7 separate regions of the Mus musculus genome follow, and all the other regions are linked to region 3. The links are chromatin loops, found by intact Hi-C in ENCODE. Cell type or tissue: left cerebral cortex. All regions are shown on one strand. Region 1 has its middle 8.2 kb from the start of Olfr572. Region 2 has its middle 6.5 kb from the start of Hbb-bt. Region 3 has its middle 7.7 kb from the start of Gm38627. Region 4 has its middle 8.8 kb from the start of Olfr66. Region 5 has its middle 3.9 kb from the start of Olfr633. Region 6 has its middle 3.0 kb from the start of Olfr586. Region 7 has its middle 2.8 kb from the start of Olfr557.

Evidence for each region. A loop is a pair of places that touch in the nucleus more often than their neighbours do. Peaks named below come from ENCODE experiments on the same cell type or tissue, not always from the same donor. Only the 100,000 strongest peaks of a DNase experiment are listed, where the experiment ranks them.
Region 1: a loop joins it to region 3, with 14 times the contacts of the local background. A loop is called at or near these places in 40 of 42 quality-filtered maps.
Region 2: a loop joins it to region 3, with 9 times the contacts of the local background. A loop is called at or near these places in 5 of 42 quality-filtered maps.
Region 4: it touches region 3 in a loop (8-fold over the local background); 8 of 42 quality-filtered maps call a loop at or near these places.
Region 5: a loop joins it to region 3, with 13 times the contacts of the local background. A loop is called at or near these places in 8 of 42 quality-filtered maps.
Region 6: it touches region 3 in a loop (3-fold over the local background); 3 of 42 quality-filtered maps call a loop at or near these places.
Region 7: it touches region 3 in a loop (3.0-fold over the local background); 9 of 42 quality-filtered maps call a loop at or near these places.

The regions. Positions count from the first base shown.
Region 1 is chr7:102,917,441-102,921,440 of GRCm38, reverse strand. No RefSeq gene overlaps it. Among named protein-coding and RNA genes, the nearest start is that of Olfr572, 8.2 kb to the left of the region's middle. In left cerebral cortex, a CTCF peak has its summit at 1,610; a DNase peak (open chromatin) is centred at 1,609.
Region 2 is chr7:103,805,375-103,809,374 of GRCm38, reverse strand. No RefSeq gene overlaps it. Among named protein-coding and RNA genes, the nearest start is that of Hbb-bt, 6.5 kb to the left of the region's middle. RefSeq lists an enhancer at 143-307. In left cerebral cortex, a CTCF peak has its summit at 2,288 (motif pointing right); a DNase peak (open chromatin) is centred at 2,299.
Region 3 is chr7:102,511,179-102,515,178 of GRCm38, reverse strand. It overlaps the pseudogene Gm8556. Among named protein-coding and RNA genes, the nearest start is that of Gm38627, 7.7 kb to the right of the region's middle. In left cerebral cortex, a CTCF peak has its summit at 1,909; a DNase peak (open chromatin) is centred at 1,936; H3K4me3 peaks cover 755 bases; H3K27ac peaks cover 303 bases.
Region 4 is chr7:103,871,408-103,875,407 of GRCm38, reverse strand. No RefSeq gene overlaps it. Among named protein-coding and RNA genes, the nearest start is that of Olfr66, 8.8 kb to the left of the region's middle. In left cerebral cortex, CTCF peaks have their summits at 743 (motif pointing right) and 2,141; a DNase peak (open chromatin) is centred at 2,136.
Region 5 is chr7:103,940,684-103,944,683 of GRCm38, reverse strand. No RefSeq gene overlaps it. Among named protein-coding and RNA genes, the nearest start is that of Olfr633, 3.9 kb to the left of the region's middle. In left cerebral cortex, a CTCF peak has its summit at 1,740 (motif pointing right); a DNase peak (open chromatin) is centred at 1,736.
Region 6 is chr7:103,117,808-103,121,807 of GRCm38, reverse strand. No RefSeq gene overlaps it. Among named protein-coding and RNA genes, the nearest start is that of Olfr586, 3.0 kb to the left of the region's middle. In left cerebral cortex, a CTCF peak has its summit at 2,201; no DNase peak of the experiment used is centred here.
Region 7 is chr7:102,693,416-102,697,415 of GRCm38, reverse strand. No RefSeq gene overlaps it. Among named protein-coding and RNA genes, the nearest start is that of Olfr557, 2.8 kb to the left of the region's middle. In left cerebral cortex, a CTCF peak has its summit at 1,844 (motif pointing left); a DNase peak (open chromatin) is centred at 1,838.

The DNA of each region.
Region 1 (4,000 bases), 410 kb before region 3:
TCTAGATTTCTTTATTGCATACTGATCTACGTATTTATTTCTTTCGCACACCCCTAGCTACTATGGACTTACAGAACAGTAGGAGCCAAAGAGTGTAGTTCCTTCCAATTTACCTCACTTTTTCAAAATTTTTTTTCTATTTTTGTTCCATTGTTTTTTCTTATATGCACTAGATGCAACTATTGACAACTATAAAATATTGGGTGGGGTTGACCATAATCTCATTAAATTGTAAAAAATATTACAGATAATTTATTTTAACTATGTTAAGATTTATAAGATATGAACCAGTTCTGCTTTCAGCCTTTGTCAGAGAAGTTTCTTTATGAAGAATGCACCAATTAGTGCAAACACCCATAACAGCTAAAAGGGCAAGAACCAGGGACTGTGACCTGGTCATCCCCAGACCTGCTGCAAAGCTAGAGAATATCACAGAGTGAGAACAAAAGATTGTAAGATACAAAGGACAGGAAGAAAGGCTGTGAAGTGTTATCTACTGGGTGTAACACGGTCATTAAAATCAGCAGCTGTTGCTACATAGAGAAGACCTTCATCACACACAGACATATACATGTTATGTTCACCCACATGCATACATATGTATATACTATATGCATAAAAATAATGTGGTACATTTACACAATGGAGTACTACTCAGCTATTAAAAACAATGAATTTATGAAACTCCTAGGCAAATGGATATACCTGGAGGGTATCATCCTGAGTGAGGTAACCCAATCACAAAAGAACTCATATGATATGTACTCACTGATAAGTGGCTATTAGCCCAGAAACTTAGAATACCCAAGATACAATTTGCAAAACACATGAAACTCAAGAACGAAGACCAAAGTGTGGACAATTCACCCTTTCTTAGAATTGGGAAAAAAACTCCCATGGAAGGAGTTACAGAGACAAAGTTTGGAGCTGAGACGAAAGGATGGACCATCTAGAGACTGTCACACCCGGGGATCCATCCCATAATCAGACTTCAAACGCTGACACCATTGCATACGCCAGCAAGATTTTGCTGAAAGGACCCTGATATAGCTGTCTCTTGTGAGGCTATGCCAGTGCCTGGCAAACACAGAAGTGGATACTCACAGTCAGCTATTGGATGGAACACAGGGCCACCAATAGAGGAGCTAGAGAAAGTACCCAAGGGGCTAAAGGGGTCTGCAACCTTATAGGTGGAACAACAATATGAACTAACCAGTACCCCCAGAGCTCGTGTCTCTAGCTGCATATGTAGCAGAAGATGGCTTGGTCGGCCATCATTGGTAAGAGAGGCCCCTTGGTCTTGCAAACTCTATATGCCCCAGTACAGGGGAACATCAGGGCCAAGAAGTGGGAGTAGGTGAGTAAGGGAGCAGGGGCAGGGGGAGGGTATAGGGAACTTTCGGGATAGCATTTGGAATGTATATAAAGAAAATAATAATTTTTTAAAAATTAAAAAAAATAACAGTATGAAGTTCACCATTTCCACGCTCTCCCTAATCTCTAGTGTGAACTTTAACCTGCCTTCCCATGTGATCTATTGAGTGCTTAAGGTAGGGCATGGAGGTAAAAACAGAAGTACTACCAGAATGGTAACTGTAGTACCACAAAAAGACAGCAGGGGGAACATGAGACTGGTAAAAGGGTTGAGAGAGTCTAAGAAGCTCTAGACTGATGATTGATGGGCTACAATATCACTGGAGGGAAGAAAGAAATATTTTCTCAAGGGACCATATATTATCAAAAAAAATATACAAGGGGTACAATAAAAGCACACAAGGTACATAAAATAAAAATTTTAAAACTCTATAAAAGGATCAACATAAAACTCCAGAAACTTTAAACATACTGGAGGACCCGAAAGAGAACAAAAATAAAATCAGGATCATGATGCATCAAATAAAAGAGAATATTAGAAGATCCAGGTGTAAATAATACAAAAATTGAAGGCTCATTACAGAGACCCAGGTGCACACTAGATAAGACAGAGCAAATAGTCATTAGAAATCTTGAAAATCTATACATTAGGAATCTTGGATTTAGAGTTACAAAATTGGAAAGAAGTAAGTAAATAATTAAATTGATTCATAGACTATTACCAAATAAATAAATAAAATACACATGGTATTATAACTATAGCAAGAGAAGAGAGAGAATGGAGAAAATCTATAATCTGAATATTAAAATACCCAAATCTTATGGGGAAAGTAGGCATATAAATTGAAGAGATTCTAATACTTGAGTTAAGATAAACAAAATAGAACCATGCTGGCCCCTTTATAATGAAACTAATTCAAAGAGAGAGTAGAACTGTGAAGATGCCTAGAAACAGCTAAATTCAGTCGAGGCTGTTTTCACATGATCTGGGGGATCCGAGGATACATTTCCAACCGAAATCTTGCTTTGAATCAATGTTGTAGATGCTGAATGAGAAAGGTCCAGAAAGAACAAGATAACCACAACGATCCTGTTAAACAAGAGTAATGTGCTCAGCAACTGTGTCTTCCGAAATAGGTGAAATTGGAGTGTTCTTAGAAAACAAAAACTGGACTTGCTTTGTAAAAACTTCTAAAAGGAGCCCTTCAAGTTAAAATGAAAGACACCAAAGAACAATATGGAGCTAAACAAAAGTAGGCATTTTTGCAATAAGACAGATTTGGACAATTATGTTAAGCTGCATTATTGTAATTTTGCATATACAGTTAAAATAATAGAAATATTTAAAAATGCAAATCCAGATCAATGATTATAATATATGAGAATAATGGTGACATCAATCTCATGAAATGAGAATGGGTTACTTAGGGATGAATTTTTATCCAATTAAAGATATCAGCTTAGCCGGGTGTGGTAGCACACACTTTTAATCCCAGCACTCGGGAGGCCAGCCTGGTTTACAAAGTGAGTTCCAGGACAGCCAGGGCTATACAGAGAAACCCTGTCTCGAAAAAACAAAAACAAACAAACAAACAAAAAAGATATTAGCTTATAGTACAAAATCCTACAACTTTCATTATTTTGTATTTGCGTTATAAACCAAATTTAAAGATCTATAGATAACATGGGCCTGGATATGAGAATTTTGCAAGTTTGCGAAGTTAAGGCCAATTGATTCATTTGCAAAATGTTTAAAGTGTAATCGGCAAATCTGATAGCAGCCTCCAGGTCCTAAGGGTCACACCATTTGGAGGGTTAGATAGAGAGGAGCTGTGATATGCCAAGGATTTTTGTTACTTGGGCTGGTGGAAGGAATTACTGGGACAAAGGCACTGCCAGAAGGTTTGGGGAAGAAGAGGAGCAGCGATGGCCTTGTCCACAATAGGTACCCAAGTTATTTAGAGGGATATAGGCTGATTGTGTTAAGGGTGCAATGAAAAATCCACACCCCAGGGTGGGAATGGGCATGCCTGGTGACATGCTACCACCTACCAAGAACTGGGGAAGAGTCTACCGAGAACAAGACGGGCAATACACATGTGAAAAGTCCAGAGAAGAGAAAGGAAAAAGAATCCCACCACTGGCTCCGAAGAGTCAGAGAATCTAGCTGATTTTGAGGTGTACCTTAGGTAAACATGATTATAAACATACAACTACATGTATGTAGAGTCAGAGATCAAATCACACTTGGGATTAATAGCATGCTGTAGCACATTTGGGTTGATTCTGACCTCAGCTTGAGGAAGCAAAGCAAAGTGAATAAGCATCCCTGAGGAGACTGGACCTGTGACCTGGGTCCTATTAGCACCATGTGGTGCCACACTGTGCTAATGGCAATTAGTCAAAACCAGAAGCAACAAAACCAAAAGGGGTCCCCTAGGAACAAACCAGAGACACTCTCTGGGGCTCATTATCCACTGTCTGAAAACAAAAGGCTAGGTAAATAATGTGATAATGGTCAAAGGCCAGACAGGTCAAGGGGAGATGGGGCAACTAGGCCTATTGGGACTATGAATATCAGAGTAGTGTGGGGTGGACTGGGGCTTGCTCCTCTCATTTTGAAATA
Region 2 (4,000 bases), 1.3 Mb before region 3:
CTGGACCCTTATGATGAATTTTACTGCACCAAGAATATAACTGGAAACAAGTTTTTTTTTCTCTCTTCCTTCCTCCCTTCCTCCCCTCCCTCTAATTATCTCATAGGTATATATATTTCAAAGCCCAAGAATGAAGGCAAGATTTTTTTTTTTCAATTGAAGTAGTAACTTCACACCAAACAGCTACTCTCTTATCAGCAAAGGCAGTCCTCAATGTGGTGATGTGTTGATATGAAAACACTATTCATTACAACTTCCTCTTGACATAATTTGTTGATTCAGTGCTCTGAAGTACGAGAAAGAATAAAGGGGAAAAATCTAAAACAGAAATACCAGCCACACAGAATAAGGGTTGGGGAACTGAAATGTTGATAACTCAGGGGATCAAAAGACTGGGTCACAAATAGAAATGAAAAGTAAGACACATAATTTCATGATCCAAGGGCACACGTTTTGGGTAAATTTTATGTAAAACATTTTAAATTAAGGAGAAGCGTATTATGGGGGAAATCTGTATTTGGCATTGAATTTTAATTTTCTCTCATATTAACTAATGTTTTTATTATACAAATTTTCAAATTTTCCCTTTTCTTTTTTGTCTATTTGTAAATGTCACAAGAATTTCTAAATGTAATACCAAGAAAAGAAAATGTGCATTAAACATTGCTGATAACCTAACTAATAAGCGTTAATGAAGATCTATTTAGCCTAAAATGTTAGGGTCCTGATTTGGCAAAACCCATAGTATCCAGCTGATTATTCATTCCCATGTTGACATCATTTAGGAGAGTAAAGTAAAGATGAAGAAAGAGCAGATTAATCATAGAAATACAAAATTTCTCTTTTATATGAAATCTAAGTAAAATTCATTCTTTATATGGAAATGAGTCTTGCATTTGGGCGGGCAGTCATACACTGCACCAGAGGCATAGCTATTCATAGTAATACATAATGTAAGCAATTAAATATATGCAGTGGCATTTAAACAAATTAGAGCTTCTTTGGCAAATGGATGGATCTGGAGGATATCATTGTGAGTGAGGTAACCCAATCACAAAAGAACACACATGATATGCACCCACTGATAAGTAGATATTAGCCCAGAAGCTCAGAATACCCAAGATACAATTCACAAAACATATGAAACTCAAGAAGAAGGAAGACCAAAATGTGGATACTTCATTCCTTCTTAGAAGGGGGGACAAAATACCCGTGGAAGGAGTTATAGAGACAGTGTGGAGCAGAGACTGAAGGAATGACCATCCAGAGACTGCCCCACCTTGTGATCTATCCCATAAACAACCACCAAACCCAGACAGTATTGTGGATGCCAACAAGAGATTGCTGACAGGAGCCTGATATAGTTGTCTCCTGAGAGGCTCTGCCAGTGCTTGACAAATACAGACGTGGATGCTCACAGCCATCCATTAGACTAAGCACAGGGTCCCTAATGAAGGAGCTAGAGAAAGTACCCAAGGAGCTGAAGGAGTTTGCAGCCCCATAGGAGGAACAACAATATGAACTAACAAGTTTCCCCTGAGTACCCAAGGACTAAACCACCAGTCAAATAAAACACACAGAAGGACTCATAGCTCCAGCTGCATATGTAGCAGAGGATGGCCTAGTTGGTCATCAATGGAAAGAGAGGCCCTTGGTCCTGTGAAGGTTCTAAACCCCACTATAGGGGAATGCCATGGCCAGGAAGTGGGAGTGGGTGGGTTGGTGAGCAGGGGGAGGGAGAGGGTATAGGGGGTTTTCAGGGGAGACCAGGAAAGGGGATAAGATTTTAAATGCAAATAAGGAAAATATCTAATAAAAATGAAAATATCCAATAAATAAATTAGAGCAAGAACTGACCTTCAATTATTTTTACCTTGTAAATTTGTTTAATAAGCTTATCAATATTCTAGGCATCTTTAATATTTTCTGATGTTTTGCGTGACATTAAAATAAATATAACCACTAATTTCTTATAATTAAATGAGAAAGAACATTCACACGTGGATGTCATGGGACTGGTATTGAACCTTTCACAGTTAATCTAGCCAGGTGAGTTAATAGAGAGCACACCGATTTTCTATTTCAAGAAAAATGTCTTTCTGGGCTTTGGATGTTGTTACTGGCTGGGTTTGTCAGAGTGAAAAGTGGATATTAACTATGATAGCAGAATAAAGGGGTGAAGGATGCCTTGCCAAGATGAAAATAACAGAAAGAGTATACAGGATCTTAAAACAAGCCAGGATGTGAGCTGTACAAGTTTTGAGAGCTCTGAGGCATGTTCTCAGTCAACCTCAAGGGGGCAGTATTGAGCTTGGAATTCAGTATCAACTCTTGGAGAGGTAATTTTTAATGGATGGGAACATTACAGAAAGTTCTTGATCTTATCTTTTTTATAATAGACCAATCACAGATGAAGGGCATGCCTATGTACCAAATGGCTCATCTTCTCTGCCTGACGTACAGCTGGCAGAGTTTCCCAGAGTTTGTGGGCTGCCTCTTCACTTTATTTGCAGTCTCCATTGCTGAAGAGAAGTGAAATTTCATTGGTACTCACTTGTCAATTATTGGTCTGGAGAACCCAGAGTCTTATTTAGAATGTCTGTCTCTTGAAGTGTATCTTCTTTCCTTTAGAGATTTCAGGGCTTCCGGGTTTACACTAAGCTGTCTGATAAATTTGAAGTTGATTATTTTTTTTTTTTTTCTGTATGAAAGAAAGGGTCAGGTTTTGTTCTTCCATACATAGAAATCCAGTTTCCTGAAACCATTTGCTAAAAATCTGTCTTTTCTCCAGGGAGAGATTTTGGCATTTTTCTCCATTAAAAACATAAGGTGGTTAGTTCATATTGTTGTTCCACCTATAGGGTTGCAGACCCCTTTAGCTCCTTGGGTGCTTTCTCTAGTTTCTCCATTGGGGGCCCTGTGTTCCATCCGATAGCTGACTGTGAGCATCCACTTCTGTGTTTTCCAGGCCCCGGCATAGCCTCACAAGACACATATATATGAGGGTCCTTTCAGCAAAATCTTGCTACTGTATGCAATGGTGTTAGCATTTGGAGGCTGATTATGGGATGGATCCCTGGGTACCTCCGGAGCTCATGTCTCTACCTGCATATATATCAGAAGATGGCCTAGTCAGCCATCATTGGAAAGAGAGGCCTCTTGGTCTTGCAAACTTTTTTTTAAAATATTTTTTTATTACGTATTTTCCTCAATTACATTTCCAATGCTATCCCAAAAGTCCCCCATACCCTCCCCCCCACTTCCCTACCCACCCATTCCCACTTTTTGGTCCTGGCGTTCCCCTGTACTGGGGCATATAAAGTTTGCCTGTCCAATGGGCCTCTCTTTCCAGTGATGGCCGACTAGGCCGTCTTTTGATACATATGCAGCTAGAATCAAGAGCTCTGGGGTACTGGTTAGTTCATAATGTTGTTCCACCTATAGGGTTGCAGATCCCTTTAGCTCCTTGGGTATTTTCTCTAGCTCCTCCATTGGGGGCCCTGTGATCCATCCAATAGCTGACTGTGAGCTTCCACTTATGTGTTTGCTAGGCCACTGCATAGTCTCACTAGAGACTGCTATATCAGGGTCCTATCAGCACAATCTTGCTAATGTATGCAATGGTGTCAGCGTTTGGAGGCTGATTATGGGATGGATCCCTGGATATGGCAGTCTCTAGATGGTCCATCCTTTTGTCTCAGCTCCAAACTTTGTCTCTGTAACTCCTTCCATGGGTGTTCTGTTCCCAATTCTATGAAGGGGCAAAGTGTCCACACTTTAGTCTTCGTTCTTCTTGAGTTTCATGTGTTTTGCAAATTGGAACTTATATCTTGGGTATCCTAAGTTTCTGGGCTAATATCCACTTATCAGTGAGTACATATCATTTGAGTTCCTTTGTGATTGTGTTACCTCACTCAGGATAATGCCCTCCAGGTCCAACCATTTGCCTAGGAATTTCAGAAATTCATTCTTTTTAATAGCTGAGTAGTACTCCATTGTG
Region 3 (4,000 bases):
AGCTGAACTATAGATAAGACCTCAGTGAGGGGTCTGTAACAGTTTCCCGGTTTCTCTGACCCTTCACTGCAGCCGGTAGGCATCTGATGGATAACTGAGGCAGATAAAAGCTGGCCACTTCTGTCTTTATACTGTGTCTGTCCCTGTACTCTCTTAACACTTGTGAGTCAGACCCTGCTCAACTCTGCATGTAGACATGTCGATCACTTAAAATGTTTATTTTCCCAGATGAGAATGCTAGCACACACATTTAATTCCAGCACTCAGGAAGGAGTCAGAGGCAGGTGAATCTCTGTGTTCAAGACCAGCCTGGTCTACAAATTGAATTCCAGGACAGCCAGGGCTACACAGAGAAACCCTGTCTTGAAAAACCGAAAGAAAACTTTTTTCCAAAATTGTAATTTAGAGTTATCTTAATCTGTTTGCTGTTTCGAGCTTCGTATGTGTTTATTGGCAACTGAAGGACATACAGTTTGATCATATGGCCCATACCAAACCTGAGGCTACTATCCCTGTACATGGCAATGAACTGCTCAGCAGTTCTGGTTTCAGTTGGAACTGTAAGCCTGCAAACCCTCAGGCCAGATTGTACCCAGGAAGGAAAGCACCTCCACTGTGCCCATGAGCAATGGGAAATTAGCAAGCATTATTCTACCCCACCTCCAGATCAATAAAGGCTTACTGCCCTTGATCTGTGAGCAGCCTGATACCTGCCTCCAGTAAACTGAAGTCAGGCAACTGGAGCTGGTGGCTCAGGAAAGGAGCCTTGCCCAGCTCCACAATAAATGCCTGAGTCTCACTTCTACTGTTCCCACAGACCAGTAACTTCCTCTTTTTCTGCAAACTCAGAATAGGGCGCTCACCAGGCATTTAATCTGCCAGCACCCGAGTCTTGAAATACTCAGCCTCCAAAACTGTGAGAGATGAATGATAGTGAGCCACTGGGTTTGTCGTGGCCAGCAGAGCAGACGAGGTGCTATCCTCAGACAGACATTATCCCTCCCCAACCCAGTCTGACAGAAGCACAGACATTGAAATCCCTGCGTGGTGGACTTCAGGTCTGAGATTAGCTTGTAGCACTATTGCTTTCTAGTCCGAAGGGACAAAGACACCGAACTGGGGGGAGAGGGACAGCTCTGCGGTAGATCCACACCCTGCACTGTAGAGAACAGAAAGACACAGGAAGCACTACCCTATGAGTGTTGATCCTAGCAAGTGAGTTCCAGAGAATTTAGCCCCTTTTCAGAGTCATGGCCATCCCAAGTAGGCCTGGGTTCTCTGATGGGGCTAACAATGCCAAATACAGGTTTAAAGACTGGAGGAGGGAAGGGGGGAGAAGGGGTGTAGAGGTTGGGCTTTTGTTTCTTGTTGATTTGGTTGTTGTTTTGTCAGCGGTGGGGGTCGTTTAGTTGGTTGGTTTTGGTTTGGTTTTGCTTGTTTATTGATGCCAGATCTCCTGTATCCCAGGCTAGTATCAAACTTGCTGTGTAGTCAGGGTTGACTTTGAACTTCTGATCTACCTCCACCTCTGCATTGCAAGCACGTGCCTCCACACCCTAATATGTGATCTTTTGACATCCTAATTTTAATTTTCCCTTGGTAAGGAGAAGAGAAAGATTAACTGGATTTAAGCTAGAACACAGCTGAGCATTGAGAAACACAGCCTGCTGCCAAGTAATAAATAAAGCTGAAAAAGTGAGGTGCCCGGGCATGTTCACCCAACATCAGCTTTCCCTACTGCTCCATCAGCCCCCGCCTGGTTCCAAGTTTATCGAGTTTATTTTAAAAGCTTAGAGAGAAGAATCGGGAACGATGTTTGGTCGTGGAGGAAACTGAGCGCACGGGTGTCTTCCAGTTTCGCGCTCACCCTACAGGCTCGTTCCGTGGACTCGGGCGCCCCCACGCGGCGGCACGCACAAGCCTCGGGCGCCCGGGTCCTGGTGACAGAGCCACCAGGCACCGCGCTCCCAGCTCACAGCCTTCGGCCGCCCTCAACCCCGCCGCTTCCCACGGGCCTCGTCAGAGCATGGGGACTTAATGTTTACGAGATCGCCAGGCTCCCGCGGGCCGCTGTGGCGACAGCCAGCCCGCGGCGCTAACGAGCCCCAGCGGAGCGCCGCGGAGGCCCGGCTTTGGCAACCTGGCGCAAGCCTGCCGTGGCCGCCTGCAAGCAAGCTCCCAGTGCCACCCACGGAAGCCGAGGTCGCCACAGCCACACCAACGAGTGGCCAGGGAGACCGAATCTAGGGTTTCCGGTGTTTTGCTGGCCCGATCTCCAGATCCACCCCTCCCGGTCCATTCAAAAGCCTTGACCACTGAACCCTAGACCCTGGCCCAGTAATCTCTCCCCAGTGACCAGTGGTCAGGCGGAAAAAGGAGAGAGAGTAATCATTATATCTCATCCTGGGGTGTGTTCAACTTATTCTCCAAACTGACAGCGCTGGGGGTCACCTACTAACTTCTGGGCAAGAGCCACACATCAGAATGAGGATCAATCATGACTTGTCCCCAGAAGAGAGTGAAAGGCTCACATTTACAGTCTGTGTGCCAGGAACTGTGAAACTACTTACATTAATTTCCTCAGTCCTAACAACACTGCGATAGGCCCTGTTGTACATACACAGTTGTTCGCATTTCAGAGAAGGAAACTGAGACCTAAGCCCACATGGTGACCCTGAGACCCAGAGACCGATTGAGGCAAAACAAAAGCTCTCCGAGCTTGGCTCGGTTAAAGACCATCCTCCACTACGTAATCAGTTACAGTAGAGGCTAGCCTGGGCTATGTGAGACCCTGCCTCAATTTTTTTTAAGGTGAAGAGAGCCTTGCATTTTTCCTAAGTATCTTCCAGGACACACACACACACACACACACACACACACACATATACGCACGCACGCACGCACGCACGCACTACACAGGAAAAAGCTCCATGGCCCTGCAAGTTGAGAACCACTTACTTAAGCTACCCTCCTCAGCTTTGGGGAGTAGTAGCTGACAATTTCTTTTAATCAGTTGGAGTCTTTCCGAGGGGGACAGATGTTTCTCTTGGTTTAAGTCTGGGTTTTGATGCTTACCATAGCAGAACTTCCTCTTTCAACATACACTAGCATCCTGTGGCACTGTCTGACGGAGTATACTTTGGGATACGTCTCAAATGTTCATAATGACAACATTTTCTGGCCATTTTCCTGTGCACTAAGCACCATCGCATGTGCCAATCTACCCCTTAAAACTCCCTGGATAACTTGGGGGGAGAGAGAAAAATTCAGAGCTGAGAATGCTATGGGTGGTAACGAAAAGCTTCCGGGCTGAGGGCTGGGGGCATTGCCACACTTGCCTGCTACTGTCATTCTCCCATTTTGCAGAATGAAACTGATGTGCAGAGCCATGACATCACTTTCTCTAGGTCATAGTCACGCTAGTGAGTGGACCGGGACTCAGGCATGGTGTGGCCAGGCCTGTGCTGGTACTTAGGACAGCCTCCATGCTGCCCCTCCACCGTACTTGCAGGGTTAGGGTCCTCATCTCAGGGCTGAGTCCTCATGAAAGCTAGTTTTCTGTGAGAGGGTCTCTTCTCCTTCAAGGGCCTCCCCCTTCTACCTGTCCGTCAAAACCACCATCACAGACACCCCCGTAGGTGAAGAAATGGGCACAAGATTTGAGTTTAAACAACTCCTTGTTGGATTCTGGCACCACTGTTTACAGTCTGGTTGACTTTAGGCAGCTAATTTGGCCATCAGTTGCACTGAGGAGAATCTAAGCAACCTCTGCTACCTTATGGGACCTGAGGTGGACTGAGGTCATCATTGTGAGAACTCAGTAAACCCTGTTTCACACCTTTCATACTTCACTCTGGGAACTCTTCCCTGACTGTCTCCACCCCATCTCTCTACAGGGGGCTTGAGGCTCCTCTGCTAAGGGAGTACCCCACCTCAGCTTGCCACACCCTTGATCCTGAAATAATGGCCCTGTGTATCTGAATCCTCCAGTAAAAAATAC
Region 4 (4,000 bases), 1.4 Mb before region 3:
CATCCATTAGCTGACTGTGAGCATCCACTTCTGTGTTTGCTAGGCCCCGGCATAGTCTCACAAGAGACAGCTACATCTGGGTCCTTTTGATAAAATCTTGCTAGTGTATGCAATGGTGTCAGCGTTTGGAAGCTGATTATGGGGTGGATCTCTTTTGTCTTCTGAGAGTCCTTCTTTTACAGACTTAATCTGCCACGTGGACAGTTGTCCTTATTAACAGTCACTTCTCCTGTTGGTGTGGCAGACATTTGTTACTGTACCTTTCTGATCTGTTCTGTGATATGCTAGTTCAAACGACTTTTCTTTTCTTGAACCTATTACTGACCCTATTTCTCCTGCTTCCATGTGGTCATGGTCCTGTTAGTCTCAAGTTATGTTTAGATTAATAATTGATGTGGCCTTCTGCAGAAGTTTATTATTGTGGTGAGATAAACATTGCAAATAACTGTTTTGTGTACACTGTGCAGGTGATTTTGTTTCCTTATTTGAAAAGTATCTGTAAAGCTTCATTTGGCTGTGTCAGTTTCACTTTAGTACAGTAAACAGGAGGAATTTCTTCCAGTTGAATATGCCACAGCCTGTCAGTCTGCACATGAAGGGGCCTGAGTGGTCATCAGTGAAGGATGAGAACTTGAATGCTGATCACAACAATAAAATCAATGACAAAACTCGAGATGGCTTGCTTTTATTAGTAGATTCTATTAACTGACTCATATCTGACAAAACTAGAGAAAAAGAATGAGGCGTTTTCACCACTAGAGGGAAGACAATTATTATGGAGCCTACAGACCTAGGTGTGTGGATTCTCCAGCGAGGACAATGGTGAAAAGACCACTTGCCAGTAGGCGTCATTTTCATGGTAGAGGAACAGGACACTTGCACGTTCTGCCTACCTTCTCTATTCCCCACAATGTCTTCTGAGAATATGTCAGTACTTCCCTCTTTACAATACTTAAAGCCAAATCAGTAAAATATCACCTTGGATTTAGCAAATGCCAGAAACTTTCAAATGATTTTTAAGTGTTAGGCAGTCTTTATTTTAGAAAAGCAGAAAGAGAAAAGTTACTTTTAACTTAGTGTAGTAGAAAGAGACATTTCCCAAGAGGCAAACTAAGTACTGGGTTCTTTGTTAACCACCCTCCTTTTCTTACACCCCCCACATCTATCTCCCCCTACAAGTCTCCTCATGTTCCCAATTCTCAAGAAGTATATACTATATATTAATATACTAAGAACTAATGTCGGGTAACTGAGGCTACCACCCTCTGGATAGAGGAGTATGTCTGAAAAGATATAGTTGCTATATGAATCTATATTATTGTATTGTTTTATAATATGAACTGATTTTCCAGTTACATCCAGTTCTTTAAATATTCTAAGTTGTAATTTACTCACTTGGAAAAAGAAAAAGAAAACAAAACACTGTAAACATTTGTGAGGATTAAGATGATACACCTAAAACTTTCAACAAACACATGGACTGACACACAGTAGGTACTGTCAAAATAATGTTGAAATAAATTGAAATTTCTTAACTTGTGCAAGGTTGTTCTATATTATATCACAAAGTTTATGTTTTAACACTAGGAGTCACAAAATATTATTCTAATATTGGGCTGGAGAATTCCATGAATCACAAAAGTGATTAAGTTGTCTAATGCTGTGGATTTTTCAAAGGCCTGAACTCAAACCGTTTTGATTTTCTTTTCATATATTACCCTCCCAATATGTCAATGTTCTGCTGTGTGTTTGGGGATTATTGTTATTGGATTTTTGTGAAATGCTGAAACAAAGAGAGAACAGGGTCTCCAACAAAGGATCCCATGATCAGTTATGCCAAGCTCTGACAGAGCCTTGCCTTCAGTTGTATCCTCACTTCTGAGACCACAGGACTCCAGCAGATCGTTCCACACCATGATCTCACAGACAGTTCTGAATGAACTCATCAGGTCTCAAAACCAAGAAGGAGGATATCAATGTGAGGAGATGGTACTGATGAGATTCAGAGAAAGACAAGACAGAATGAATGGGTGGGACAGTAACTGGAATGCATTATATACTTGAATGGATGTTTAAAAGAATACATTTAATTTAGAATAATTTAAAAGGAGAATTGCAATATAGCAGAAGGACGAGAGAGGGCAGCAAAGTTGTGTTCACTTTTGTTCCAACAACTTCCACTTCTTCAGAGTTGAGTACACATTTGCTATACTGCATTATAAACTTTGAATTCATGTTCACAAAAAAAAAATCAATGACAAATGATAAATAGACAAATAGATGATAGGTAGGTGGTAGAAATTTAATAGGTAAATGATGATAAATGTAGGTCTTTAAAATTAACCCCCTTGTTTAAAAATTAATGTGTTTTTGAGACTTTCACATATGACTAGTATATCTACATCATCTCACCTTTCCCTTCCTCCCAAATTCCTTTCATGCCTCCCACCTCTTCATGAATGCATAGTCTTTATTTCTGTGATATGTATAAATATTCTATATGAATCTATAAATATAAATGAACTCTGCATCCATTTAGTGTTCTTCATATAAAATGCCTCTGTTATTGATCTGAAGTATCTGCCTTTGACTTAATTCAATGGTCTCTAATCTATATTAGATATAAAAATTAATCAAAAGACATGAAAACAATTTTTGACACATTAGCTTCACAGGTGGTTTGTTTTAAAACATTTCACTAGAGTATGGACAGAGCACAGGTTTCAACGTCTCCTTTTTTCCCCGCTACACCAGACATCCAAACTTTGCAATATATTTATACATGTTTGTAAATACATTCAACTCAATCCAAATACTACCGGCCTTGGGAGTAAAGAAGAGTTTTAAACATGGTCAACAAGGAAGAGAGCGAGTCATACTTCAAAGGCATAGATTAAAACTTCTCCAGCCTTCTGTAACCCTGAAAATCATTTCCTTTTTGAGATCAGACAAATGGTTGGTGCTTTTTACATAAGGCCACTGTCAACCTGTTGTAGTAATTTCCCATTAGGCTGTGCTTTGAGACACTTGCTCTTTCCAGGACCTCTGCCTTGCCACAGGTAAACTGCATCTGCAAGCCTTTTATTAGTCACTCACTCATAGTCCCAACAGCTGGAAAGACCAAATGTTTGTCATTGACAGGAAAAGAGTGTCTTTATATTTTTTTGGTTATAAAAACTACATTTTGATTTACATCCAATACTTTCTCCAGCCCATTTTGGCGTATATAAATGATGTGTGGTTTCTCCAAATCACCAAGGTAGTACCCGGAATCAGGCACTAACATCACCTATCGAAGCACATATACTGGCAATTAATGATTGTTGAGAGAGAGAATTAAATGAGTTTCTTGATTGCTTAGCCAGTCTGAAATGGGCAACTTTAGGCACATTGCAACATCTCTAAATGATCTCAGTTAGATGTGCTTATAAACTTGTATATATTATACACAATTTGCATTATTTATAAAGTAATAATTAATGACTAATATGTCAATAATTTGGAAATAAGTGGGATATATTCAAAAGGAATTGGAGAAATTAGAGAGGCAAATGATCTAAAAATTATTAGTATTTGAAATTCTCAAAGAATATACAAGATTAAAAGAGTAAAGTAAAATGCTTCAATGTATTTCCTGAATTTTTATGCCACATGTCATCTAAAGATGTTATTATACATTATTTCATTGTTGCTCACAACCATTGGATTATTTTATAGTATTTCTATGCTCTAAACTTATTTATTTACATATTTTTATGTGTTTGAGTGTTGTATGTATACATGGGTGTAACTAGTGCCCATGGTTGTCAGAGAGGGCATTGGATACCATGTAACTAGACTTACAGACAGTTGTGAGCTAGCACACTGGTACTTGAACCAAACTCAAGTCATCTGCATGAGCAACAGGTGCTCTTAACCACTGAGCCATCACTCTCCAGTTCTAGTATTTCTATATTTGACAGAAAGCACAGGTTCAAAGATATTATTATTGTTAATGCCT
Region 5 (4,000 bases), 1.4 Mb before region 3:
ATGTGTCATGAAGGCATAAAGTATCTTTCATGATGTGGAGAATGGAGAAATAAAATGTATGAGGGGCAACTCAGAACAAAAATTACAGGTTCAGGCTTACCTGTAGATTCTCCATCCTACTGATGCCACAGCTGGGAATTCCAGGGTAATACCAACCCCTCTTGTGTGATACCACTCACTTACAGTGTGGTTGGCCTCAGCTTGGTGTTTAGCACACTAAGAGGTACTTCTATATATCATGTCAAAAGAACCATACCTCTCTTTCCACCTCATCTTGTTGGTCAATCTCCCTAGTGATATAGGCCAACCAGCCTTTGAAGATTGTCCTACCTCTATGCCTACAGGAATAATTAGGCCAAGAGGAGAGGGTCTCAGGGGTATTGTGTAGGGTTCAAAGTATGAGAAAACAAGAACAAGATGTGTGTGTGTGTGTGTGTGCTTTTACAAGCACATGCAAGTGTGTAAGTTTATGTAAACATAAGTTAAAATGTGTATTCATGAGCACAAATGCTCTGTATACATAACAGTAATATTTATGTAAAATTTTAGTTGGAAGTTTACATAAATTTATGATCATGTACACCACATTTTATCACATATTTAAATGTATCAATTGAATATGTTCATGATTTTATATATGCATGCGTGCACTATATTTCTTTACATGTGCATATATCTATATAATTCAAAATATTTAAGAACACATAGTATGAATAATAATATTTAAATGTTAACATTTATAGATTTTGCTAAATATTCTAATGTTTATCCCTGTTTTAATTTTTTTTAATAAAAATCTTAAATTCACTAGACAGAGTACCTGTGGGCACAAACATGTTACCTTTTGCCAAACCAGCTAAGTATGATTTATAAAGCTATTTGGACTTGTAGCTTACATGCAGACCTAAGCTCTTTTACCTAGGGCCTAGGTAAAAGAACTTAAGGACATGCCAAGGGCACACAAGAACCTACAGGCTTGACATATTTAATGATTCATGCTCTCCATTGCTTTACTCTTGGTTTCAAATTTTTCTTTGCTATTCCTCTTGTTGTCCACACTTCCAAGGGTATGGAATCCTTGTTAGGAACTATATCATCAAGCTTTCTTCTGGGTTGGTCACACCAACTGCAACCTACTCAAAACACTGATAAATATTAAAATGGTTTTAAAAATCTCTGAGAGGTTAATGACTCCATAAAATTGAGATAACACAGTACTTATAGTTTTGAAGGACAGAATTACTGTGGAGTCTTAGACACTCAATTGCATAATCTCTCAAATAACAGGCAGTTCTGGGCCATTAACAAGTAGGTAGTAGATTAAAAAAATATGAACACATCAGGAGAACAGATAATTGACTAGATAAATAAACAGCTGCTCTTTTTGATTCACATCTGGATTATAAATTAAAGAGATAAGACGAACCCAAGAGTTTAGGTCTAATTTAGGTAATAGGCAAATGTACAGAATGGGCAGAAAAAAAAAAAACCAACAAAACAAATGAGAGACACCGGTGAGCAAAATCTGAAGCAGGAAGAAGTAGGAAAAGGGACTCATTCGTAAACTATAATATTTGAAGGTTGACTGAATGCTGAAACCACCCAGACTCAGCTGTCATTTCTCCCACAATAGAAAGACAAATGCGATGAGAGGAGACTAAGTAATTCACCATGGGTGGACAGGGAAGGGCCAAGATTTATTCTTTGAAGACTGTTGTCACAGATGTGACCAGGAGAGGGCAGCAGAGGGTTGCCTGTTGGAGCTGACTTGCCAGATGTTTACAGCTACAGTAAAAGTTGGAGGACAATCAAGATAGATCCTTTTTGTGAGCACATCATAGCATCAGTAATAGTGTCAGGCCTTGGGGCTTCCCCTTGAGCTGGATCTCAATTTGGGCCTGTTGCTGGACCTCCTTTTCCTCAGGCTCTTCTCCATTTTGTCCCTGTAGTTCTTTCAGACAGGAACATATCTGGGTCAAAGTTTTTGACTGTGGTATGGCAACCCCATCCCTCCACTTGATGCCCTGTCTTTCTGCTGCTCTATCTTGACTATCCTCCAAAAGACCCAACAAGCAGCTTAAAGAGTCAGATGCAGATATTCACACCCAACCAATGGACAGAAGCTGCTGACCCCTGTGGTTGAATTAAGGAAAAGCTGGAAGAAACTGGAGGAGGGTGACCCTGTAGGAGGACTAGCAGTCTCAAATAACCTGGACCTCAGAGACCTCTCAGACACTGAGCTACCAACCAGGCAACAGACACCAGCTGATATGAGGCCCCTAACACATATACAGCAGAGGACTACAGGGTCTGGACTCAGTCAGAGAAGATGCATCTAACCCTCAAGAGACTGGAGGTCCCAGGTTTGGGGAGGTTTGGTGGGGTAGGTGTTGGGGATGTCCTCATGAAGACAGGGGTGGGCAGAAGAGGTATGGGAACAGTCACAGGGTGCACAGGGAGGAGGATGAAGTCTGGACTGTAAAAAAAGGATTAAAAAATCTGAGAAAAATTCTAATGTAATAACTGAATATAAAAAAAGTTGGAGACTAGTGGCTGGCTTGTTTGCTGGTCCTCTGAGTTATGGTGTTAGCTTCTGAGGTGAGGGAACAGTGTGTTCTACATTTACTTTATATATATATATATATATATATATATATATATATATATATATATATATATATATATATATATATGTCATGGGACACAGATGACATGAGTATCAGATCTTTACTTAAAACAAAAAGCTTGACCCAGAATGTCTAACATGACGACTGGTTTAAAACAATATTTCATACAGGTAATCTATATTGAGCCTTTGTCTGACATTGTTTGTCTTTTGTCTGTTCCTCTTTGTGCTTTCCCCACTACCTGAACCTTGAATGAAAAAAGTGCAGACTGTCTCATTTGCCAAAATACAGGAAACTGAGATGCTATAAATAAAGTCTACCAAGAAAAAGTTGGGCCAAAATCATTTATTATGATTTTAATAAATATAAAGTTAGCAAGTAAAGTCAGCTTTTACCTCACTGTGACATTTAACTCTTTCAAATGCAAAATCCAGACACCTGCTTTCATATCTGCTACATTACCTTATTTAATTGTAATGGATTTTTTTTATTGTTTTACTCACTCACTTTACATTCCACTTACTGTTCCCCTCCCACTCACTCCTCCCTCAATTCTTCCTTCCATCCCTCTCCCCTTCTTCTCTAAGGAGGTGGAGACCCCCCCCCCCGTATCCCCCTTTCCTGCACATCAAGTCTCTGTGAGGTTAGGTGCATCCTCTCCCACTGAGGCCAAACAAAGCAGCCCAGCTAGAAGAACATATTCCACCTATAGGCAACAGCTTTTGGGATAGCCTCCACTCCAGTTGTTTGGAACACACATGAAGACCAAGCTGCATATCTGCTACATATGTGCACGGAGACCTAGGTCCAGCCAATGTATGTATGTTCTTTGGTTGGTGGTTCGGTCTCCAAGAATGTGTTGGTCTTCCTATGGAGTTCCTATCCCCTTAGGGGCCACAATCCTTCCTCCTATTCTTCTATAAGTCTCACCAGCCTCCATCCGCTATTTCTCTGAGGGTGTCCACATCTGTCAGAGTTGGCTGCTGGGTGAAACCTCTCAGAGGATTGCCATGCTAGACTCCTATCTGTATGGTTCAGGATTCACAGGTCTGATGAAGGTGGGTGGAGAGATGAAAGGAGAATGGAGATCCCTCTGGGATAGCAGGCTGCTTAGGGCAGCTTGGCTTGCTCCAGAGCCTACATTATCTTAATTCATAAGGTTTGCTATAGACGTTCCTCTTTCAGACAGAAAATGAGCCAGATCATTAATGATGTGATCTGGGAGACTGCATCTGAAAAGCAGGTTTTAATGAGAGACAGGTCCAGGACAGCTCAGGACAGCCTGGCTGTGAGTTAGACGAGGATGGGGAACACCATAAGGCAACAATCCAGCTTTTATTTTGGGGAGGGGAGCTATGTATTATTGCTCACTG
Region 6 (4,000 bases), 610 kb before region 3:
AATCTAATCTGTGATGTCAGAAAATCGCACAGAATGAATCAGTTAAGGGCTCATGCTGTATGTTAACTTCTCACATCACCCCTCTATATATTTACCAGTTCAAAGAATCAGCTTTGCACATTTCTTGATTTAATATATAATATTGAGATATTAATGTAAACATCAAATATATCCCTGCTTTTACCAAGTTGGCAATATCTGTCTTGTCACACATGTCTGGGGAATCATTGGAAACTTAGTGAGTGACCTTAGAGGTCTCTGCACTTCCTACTTTGTCACCTCTCTGATACTCCTTCCCACTGTGTCTGCTCCTCTGTCCCCCTTTAGTTATCAATTTTCCCTTCACTTCCCTCTTGTCCTTCCACATGCCACTCTGAGATTCTAACATCATCCATCCCTTTGTGTCTATCTCTGGCACATTTTCCTCCCCTCCTTGGCCCATGAGCTTCCCATCACTGCTGGAATATTAGACTTCTAAACTCACTGAAAACCACAAGAGACTCATGCCTCCCTACAACCAAAATAAATGTGCCCATCTGAGCATGATTGCTTGAAACTAACTACTTATGCACATTGGCTTTGGAAACAATCAGCCTGCTGTTGGATGCTTCCTCAAACATAATTTTAAGTGTAGTTCAAAAACTTCAGCTGATAATGCCTTACAGCCAAAATCTTAAAGTTACTCTCAAAAATCTTAATTAAATAATACAGCAAAGCATGATGGTTTACACCTGTAATCTCAGCACTCAGGAGGAGAGGTCAGGAAGATGAAGATTTCAAGGTCATTTTCACAACATAGTGTCTTAAAAGCTAGCCATGGCTACATGAACTATGTCTCAAAAATCATTTATATAATACATTATATATATTTAATATATTATAATGTATTTATATAATACATTATAATATATTAAACAAATTTCTAATCTATACTTCATTCTTTCATAAGTCAGTAGACTCAATTTGTCACATGTTTTTGTCAGAAAAAATATTAAAAGTATAAAAAAACAAAAACAGTATAAAGTAGAATACATCTGAGATATAACTTTTATATAACCAATAAGTTTTACATTGCTATTTTTTACTCCAAGCTAAAACTAATATTTGTGAGATTTTCATATATATATATATGTGTGTGTGTGTGTGTGTGTGTGTGTGTGTGTTATTTATAAGCAATATTTTATACCTCTGGCTAGCATTACATAATTAATGTAAATACTCTAAATGAATTCTATCCCTATTGATTTAGAAATAATTGAAGTGTCTACACAAATTTAATATTCTGTAACTCACCAAAACAGAGAAACTAATTTAAATGTTTTAGGTAACTAATAAATGAGACTGCCTTAACACAATTGGTTTGAAATAACTGTTGTGCCTACTTAGTTGTCTGCAACAATTAAAATAGGGGCATAGTATTTTTTTTCTATTTAGTTGTCTTATTTATTAGTTGTAAGACAATAATGTACCAAATGGATTGTTTAAAAAGTAATAATCCTACCTAAAGACAAATGTATGGATATAAGATCAGTAAAAGTGATTGCTTAAGTTTATTACTTACCACTAAACATGCACACCAAACTTGATATCAAATCAAAAGCCCATGAACTTTTATTTTGTAATGTTTGTCCTACACATATACATTGTAAAAGCGGTTAATAGAGAATTACCCGGGATTATGGCTAAGTTTAGTGTTATAATTTACATAACTAAAATACTTTCTAAATTATTCTGGGTGTTTTGCAACCTTCAAATTATGCTGTCTTAAATGAACAGGTATTTGATAAATATGTAGAGAAGAACACATTCTACACTTTGTGTACTTTAAGCAACTTACCTTTTTATATAGTAGACCAAACTAAATAGTTGAAATGCATTTATACCTCACTGAAAAGCCATGATAAAAAGATTCACATGTCTCCATCAATTACAAAAGTATCAATAATGAATTTTCTAAGCTATTACAAAACTTTAGTTTGTGATGTTTCCTAATTATCTTTTTCCTATGTTTCTCTGTAAAAGAGTAGTTGTTGATGGTTAACAACTGTAACTATATGCAAAGGGAACTAAGCAAAAAATAGTAGAAATGCTCCGTAAAAACGTATACAAAGGGCCTGTGGGTATATCTCACTTAATGTTGTACTGTGTGGCATGTAAAAGCATGGGTTTGATCCTCTCTGTCTCAGTAACCTAATGTGTTAGTGTGCACTGGGTGGCGCTGCAATCCCACTCAGGAGGAGAAGCTGGAAACTGCATAGCAAATTCAAGGCCAGCATGAGTGGACATAGCCTGCTGCAAACACCAAAAAGAAGGGTGGGGAGAGGGTACAAAAGGGATTCCAGGGATGGTATCTGGGGCTGAGGGGAGAAAAGCAAAAGGGAGAAGAATTGTAATTTTAATATAATTAAAAACATTTTTGAACTCCCTGGGGCCTCCAGTCTCTTGAGGGTTAGAAGTACATCATCTCTGAATGAACACAGACCCAGCAGTCCTCTGCTGTATGTATGTTTGGGGCCTCATATCAGCTGGTGTATGCTGCCTGTTTGGTGGTCCAGAGTTTGAGAGATCTCCGGGTTCCAGATTAATTAAGACTGCTGGTCCTCCTACAGGATCACCTTTCTCCTCAGCTTCTTTCAGCCTTTCCCTAATTCAACAACAGGGATCAGCTGCTTCTGTCCATTGGTTGAGTGCAAATATCTGCATCTGACTTTCAGCTGTTCGTTGGGTCTTTCAGAGGGCAGTCATGATGGATTCCTTTTTGTGAGTGCTCCTTACCCTTAGTAATATTGTCAGGCCTTGGGGTCTCCCCTTGAGCTGGATCCCAGTTTGGGCCTGTCGCTGGACCTTCTTTTCCTCAGGCTCTTTTCCATTTCCATCCCTGCAGTTCTTTCATACAGGAACAATTATGGGTCAGAGTTTTGACTGTGGAATAGCAACTCCATCCCTCACTTGATACCCTGTCTTCCTGCTGGAGGTGGGCTCTATAAGTTCCCTCTCCCTTCAAGATGAAATGTCTGGCATTTCATCTAATATCCTTCCCTTTAAGTCCTGAGAGTCTCTTACCTTCCAGATCTCTGCTGTATTCTGGAGAGTCCCCCACCCCCACCCCGCACAACCTCCTACCTCCATATAGAGGTCAGGTGGGTGGAGAGTGGGGAACATACATGTGGAGACAGGGGGTGGGGAGGAGGTATAGGATGTGTAAGTCAGATGGTGGGTGGGAGGGGGAAATATAGAGCATAAAAAATTAATTTTAAAAATATTGTTAAGCAAGTCATGCTCCAATAAAATTAATAAATGTCAATGGAAAAAAAAACATTTTTGAAGTTAAAAAAAGCATGCAAGGAGAATATAATGTGTCTTAAAAAATGAAAAGAATGAAATATTTAATTTTGTTCAGGGAAGAATAAAATGGAATTTTTTTAAAAAAAAAAAATTATAATGCTTTGGTGTGTTCCAAAACAAGAAAGCAAAAGATTTGAAGGGATTTTTTTTGAAATATAGTAAATCTGTAAAACCAACTTTAGAAAAGAAATTTTAAGTGCTATTAAACTGACTTTATATTCCAATGGCTGACTTGATTAAAATTACCTGTTGGTTTGAAGTTGAGTAAGTTTTCTTTCTGGAAGGATAAGAAAATTCAGACTATGTTAGGGACAGAGAGCAGAGGGGGACTCACTCAAATCTGGAGGTATCATAAGTGAGAATCAAGCTCTTAGATCAGATCACATTCTTGAAAAGCTATTCAAAAATCAATTGATAGAATCAACATAGTGAACATGGCCATTTAACCAAAAGCAATCTACAGATTCAATGCAATTCTCATAAAAATTCCAACACAATTCAACTTCATATGGAAAACAGAAAACAAATCAAAGCGAACAAACCAGGACAGCTAAAACAATCCTCTACAAGAAAAGAACCTCTGGAGGAATCACCATCCCTGAATTCAAGCTGTACTACAGAGCAATAGTGATAAAAACCACATGGGACTGGTATA
Region 7 (4,000 bases), 180 kb before region 3:
GCAAACACCATCCACCAGGCGCTGATCCACTGCCCACAGAGCCAGAATTTTCAGGCAAGGCACACAGAAGGCTGTTTTGAAAAGTGATTCCTTTGCCCCTAAGTGATCACTCTTTTCCATTAGAGACAACTGTGGAAACCTGTTCTGATGTTCTAAGGACTGGGGAGATGAGGAGGAGGAGGAGGAGGAGGAGGAGGAGGAGGAGGAGGAGGAGGAGGAGGAGGAGGAGGAGGAGGAGGAGGAAGAGGAGAAGGAGGAGAGGACATTAGCATTCCAGGTGACCACCATAAAGCAGAACAGAATCACCCATCAGGATGTCTGTGTGAGAGGTCCATGATTCCAAACCATGCTTGGCTGGGGCGTGTCACTGGAACCAGACACAGTGCAGACACAGAAAGAGAATCAGTAAGTGCAGCCACTGCCACAATCAAGTGACTACGGAGTCACCTCTTCTAGCTCTTCCCCCCAGTCAGTTCATAACATCCCAGGCTCAACTCTCTCCTCTGCACACACACCACTCTGCTACATACCTCTGTCCCGAGACACAAGCATAGAACATACCAGTTGGATGATGCTTCTACCTTGACAACCTTGTCTTGCCCCCAATAAAACCTCTCCCAAACCTATGTCTCTACTCCAATCTACCTTCCACACCACTGCCTCTGAAAAGCACAACTTGAGGTGTCAGGCTTCTGATTACAGAGTTATAGGTGATGCCCCTAGGCTTCAAGACAAAGTCAGACCCCATTGTCTGTTAACAAAGGACTTGATGATGAGGCTCAAAGGTTACTTTCTGGCCCGGCTTCTGTCTTCTCTGTTCCTTTTCCATTACCAGGCACTACCTGTACCTCCAACACGACAATATGATGATCTCTTTCTCTCTGTCTGTCTGTCTGTCTGTCTCTCTCTCTCTCTCTCTCTCTCACACACACACACACACACACACACACACCACACACCACACACCACACACACGCATGCATATAGCACACCCTTTACGTTTTACATTATTTCTAGTAAACTAGTTCTAGTTTCCCCTTGCCTTGCATCTAAAAGGCAGAAGGCTGGAACTACTGGAGAATTCTTTTCTTTTCTTTTTTTTTTTTTTTTTTTTTTTTTTGGTTTTTCAAGACAGGGTTTCTCTGTGTAGTCTTGGCTGTCCTGGAACTGACTCTGTAGACTAGGCTGGCCTCAAACTCAGAAATCCACCTGCCTCTGCCTCCCACGTGCTGGGATTAAAGGCGTGCACCACCACTGCCCGACAAGAGTCCTCTCATAGAGATAGATAATAATGTGAACTGTCCTCACAGAGACAGAAGAAATTCCTCTCTGAGCCAGTTACTGGTCACAGTCTCCAATCCAGGCTACTGTAACTTGGAAGGGCTGCTTGATGACAGACTTCTCCGAGCAGCCAGGCTGTCCAAATGCACCCTCCATGCCCTGCGCAGTCTCTGTGGATTTGCCAAAGCCAAGACAAACCTCCCTTCGCTGTCTCCCTTAAGTCTGAGCCAAAGCATGTCCATCATCAGCTCTGCTACCTAAATATAGATTGTCTGCTGGCCTTTGGGAGCGCCAGTAGAGATGAGTGATCTGGGACCCAAGGTCTACTCAAACCCCTAAAGAGAGCTGAGCCCTGACTCCTACACAATTCTTCTGAGACCTTTTTAGGACAGTGGTAGAGAGGATTTCTTGCTGTGAAGAGGAGAAAATAAATGACAAGGATGGAAAAGAGTAAATACTGGACTGGAGGGACAGGCTGGCACCAAAAAACACAAACCACAAAATACTTGTAACAATGCTCAAGGAGCTATGTCCCACTTTGGATGCTGCCCTCTTGTGGCCATGTGGAGGATTTGCAACCTAGGGCCAAAAAGTTCATTCTGGGTTACTTCTGATCTCTTTCCACTGCATTACACTTCCGGTCAGCTCCTTTTCTGTACTCTTTCTTCCTAGTATGGTCAATCATGGCTCTTGCACAGCATAGAGTAGAGATTTGAATGAAACAGATTTAGGCTACCTCAGCATGTAGTGAGAAATAAAAATACACTAACAATTCTCCTGTGAGTGTTATTGATCCTTTGTCACTCTAAACAACTAAGCAAGAAGACACCCCATTAAGATGGTGTTGCAACTTTCAGAGGAAAAATATTCATTAAAAAGGAAAAGTGTAAAGGCTAAAAGTATAAGGGTTGCTTTGAGAGCTGTTAAGATGGGCTGGTGGAATCTTGAACACAGCAGCATTCCAAGTAGGCAGAGAAGAAATGCAAAAGTGGGTGTGGTCGACCCGTAATATACCTGTATGTGAACAACGGTGGACTGGACAACTCTCTAAAAATTAGTAGCTCCCAAGCTCACAAAGATGCCTGTTTAATGCTTTGAAATACACCATAAACAAATGTTATCAGGATAGAACTGGTAACGAGGCTGTCTGTCCTCATTTCTCATGTTGGTGAGTTCCTTCAAAGCTGTGGCCCATGTGTTCCTTCTCTTTTCTCCCTCTGTGCATTAGCCTGAACAGTTTTACTTGCCCCATAGCTTCAACACCCAAACAGGCAAGGTTTTTCTCCTATGTTTGAGACATAGTGTTGTCTATTAGATGTAGAAGTCCCTCAAACACCTCAGGTTCAACACTTACTCTATCATTATTCTTAGTTCCTGCCAAGGTGTTGATCATTTGCAGATTAAATTCAGATACTCACAGAAATGAGAGGCCATTACAGGAAAGCCATCTGTGTTTAAGGAATACCTAAAGCATACTTGAAGGAAATGTTTAGACTTGCAGAAAGGACACAAAGGGTTGATCATTCCAAACAGCAGGAGTTTGTGCAAAAGCTTAAAAGTGGATGGGAGCAAAAAAGAAGTGCATACAAGCATGAGGACTTGAGCCTCAGATCCCAGAGACACAAAGCCTTGAATGTGCCTGTGGGCATCTGAAACCCCAGTGCTCTTACAGAAAGGAGGCACGCAGAGACAGGAGAGTACCTGAAAACTTATGGGCCAGCTAATCTGGCACACAGAGAAGCAGATGACAAGGGACCCTGTCTCAAACGAGGTAGAAGATGAGACAGACACCCAAGGTTATGCCCTCTTTCTACCACATGTGTATAGTGGCACATGTGTGCCTATACTCACATTCACAGAAACATAGACCATAGATAGATAATGCTAACTGTAGTCATATGACCAGTTACAGAAATGAGGAGTGTAAATGTCACGAGTGGTTTTGTCCCATTTTGTTAAGGATGTTTGTACATGTATACATATGATATATGTGTGTGTCTGTGTGTCTGTGTGTCTCTATGTGTGTCTGTGTGTGTGTTTAACATCCATGTTTTCCTTCTTTTTTATTAGATATTTTCTTTATTTACATTTCAAATGTTATCCCCTTTCCTGGTTTCCCCTATGAAAACCCCCTACCCCCTCCCACCTTCTCTTTCTTTGTTGGGTCTTTGTGTGGTTTAGGTATCAGAGTAATTGTGGCTTCATAGAACTAGTTGGGTAGAGATCCTTCTGTTTCTATTTTGTGGAATAGTTTGAGGAGAGTTGTAATTAGGTCTTCTTTGAAGGTCTGATAGAACTCTGCACTAAACCCATCTGGTCCTAGGCTTCTTTTGATGGGAGACTATTAATGATTGTTTCTATTTCTATATGGGATATAGGAGTGTTTAGATCATTTATCTGATCCTGATTTAACTTTGGTACCTAGCATCTGTCTAGAAAGTTGTCCATTTCATCCAGATTTTCCAGTTTTGTTGAGTTAGGCTTTTGTAGTAGGATCTGATTTTTTTTTCAATTTCCTCAGTTTTTGTTGTTATATCTCTTTTCATTTCTGATTTTGATAATTTGAGTACTGTCTCTGTGTCCTCTGGTAGTCTGGCTAAGGATTTATCTATCTTGTTGATTTTCTCAAAGAACCAGCTCCTGGTGATGTTGATTCTTTGTGTAGTTCTTTTTGTTTCTATTTGGTTGATTTCAGTCCTGAGTTTGATTATTTCCTGTC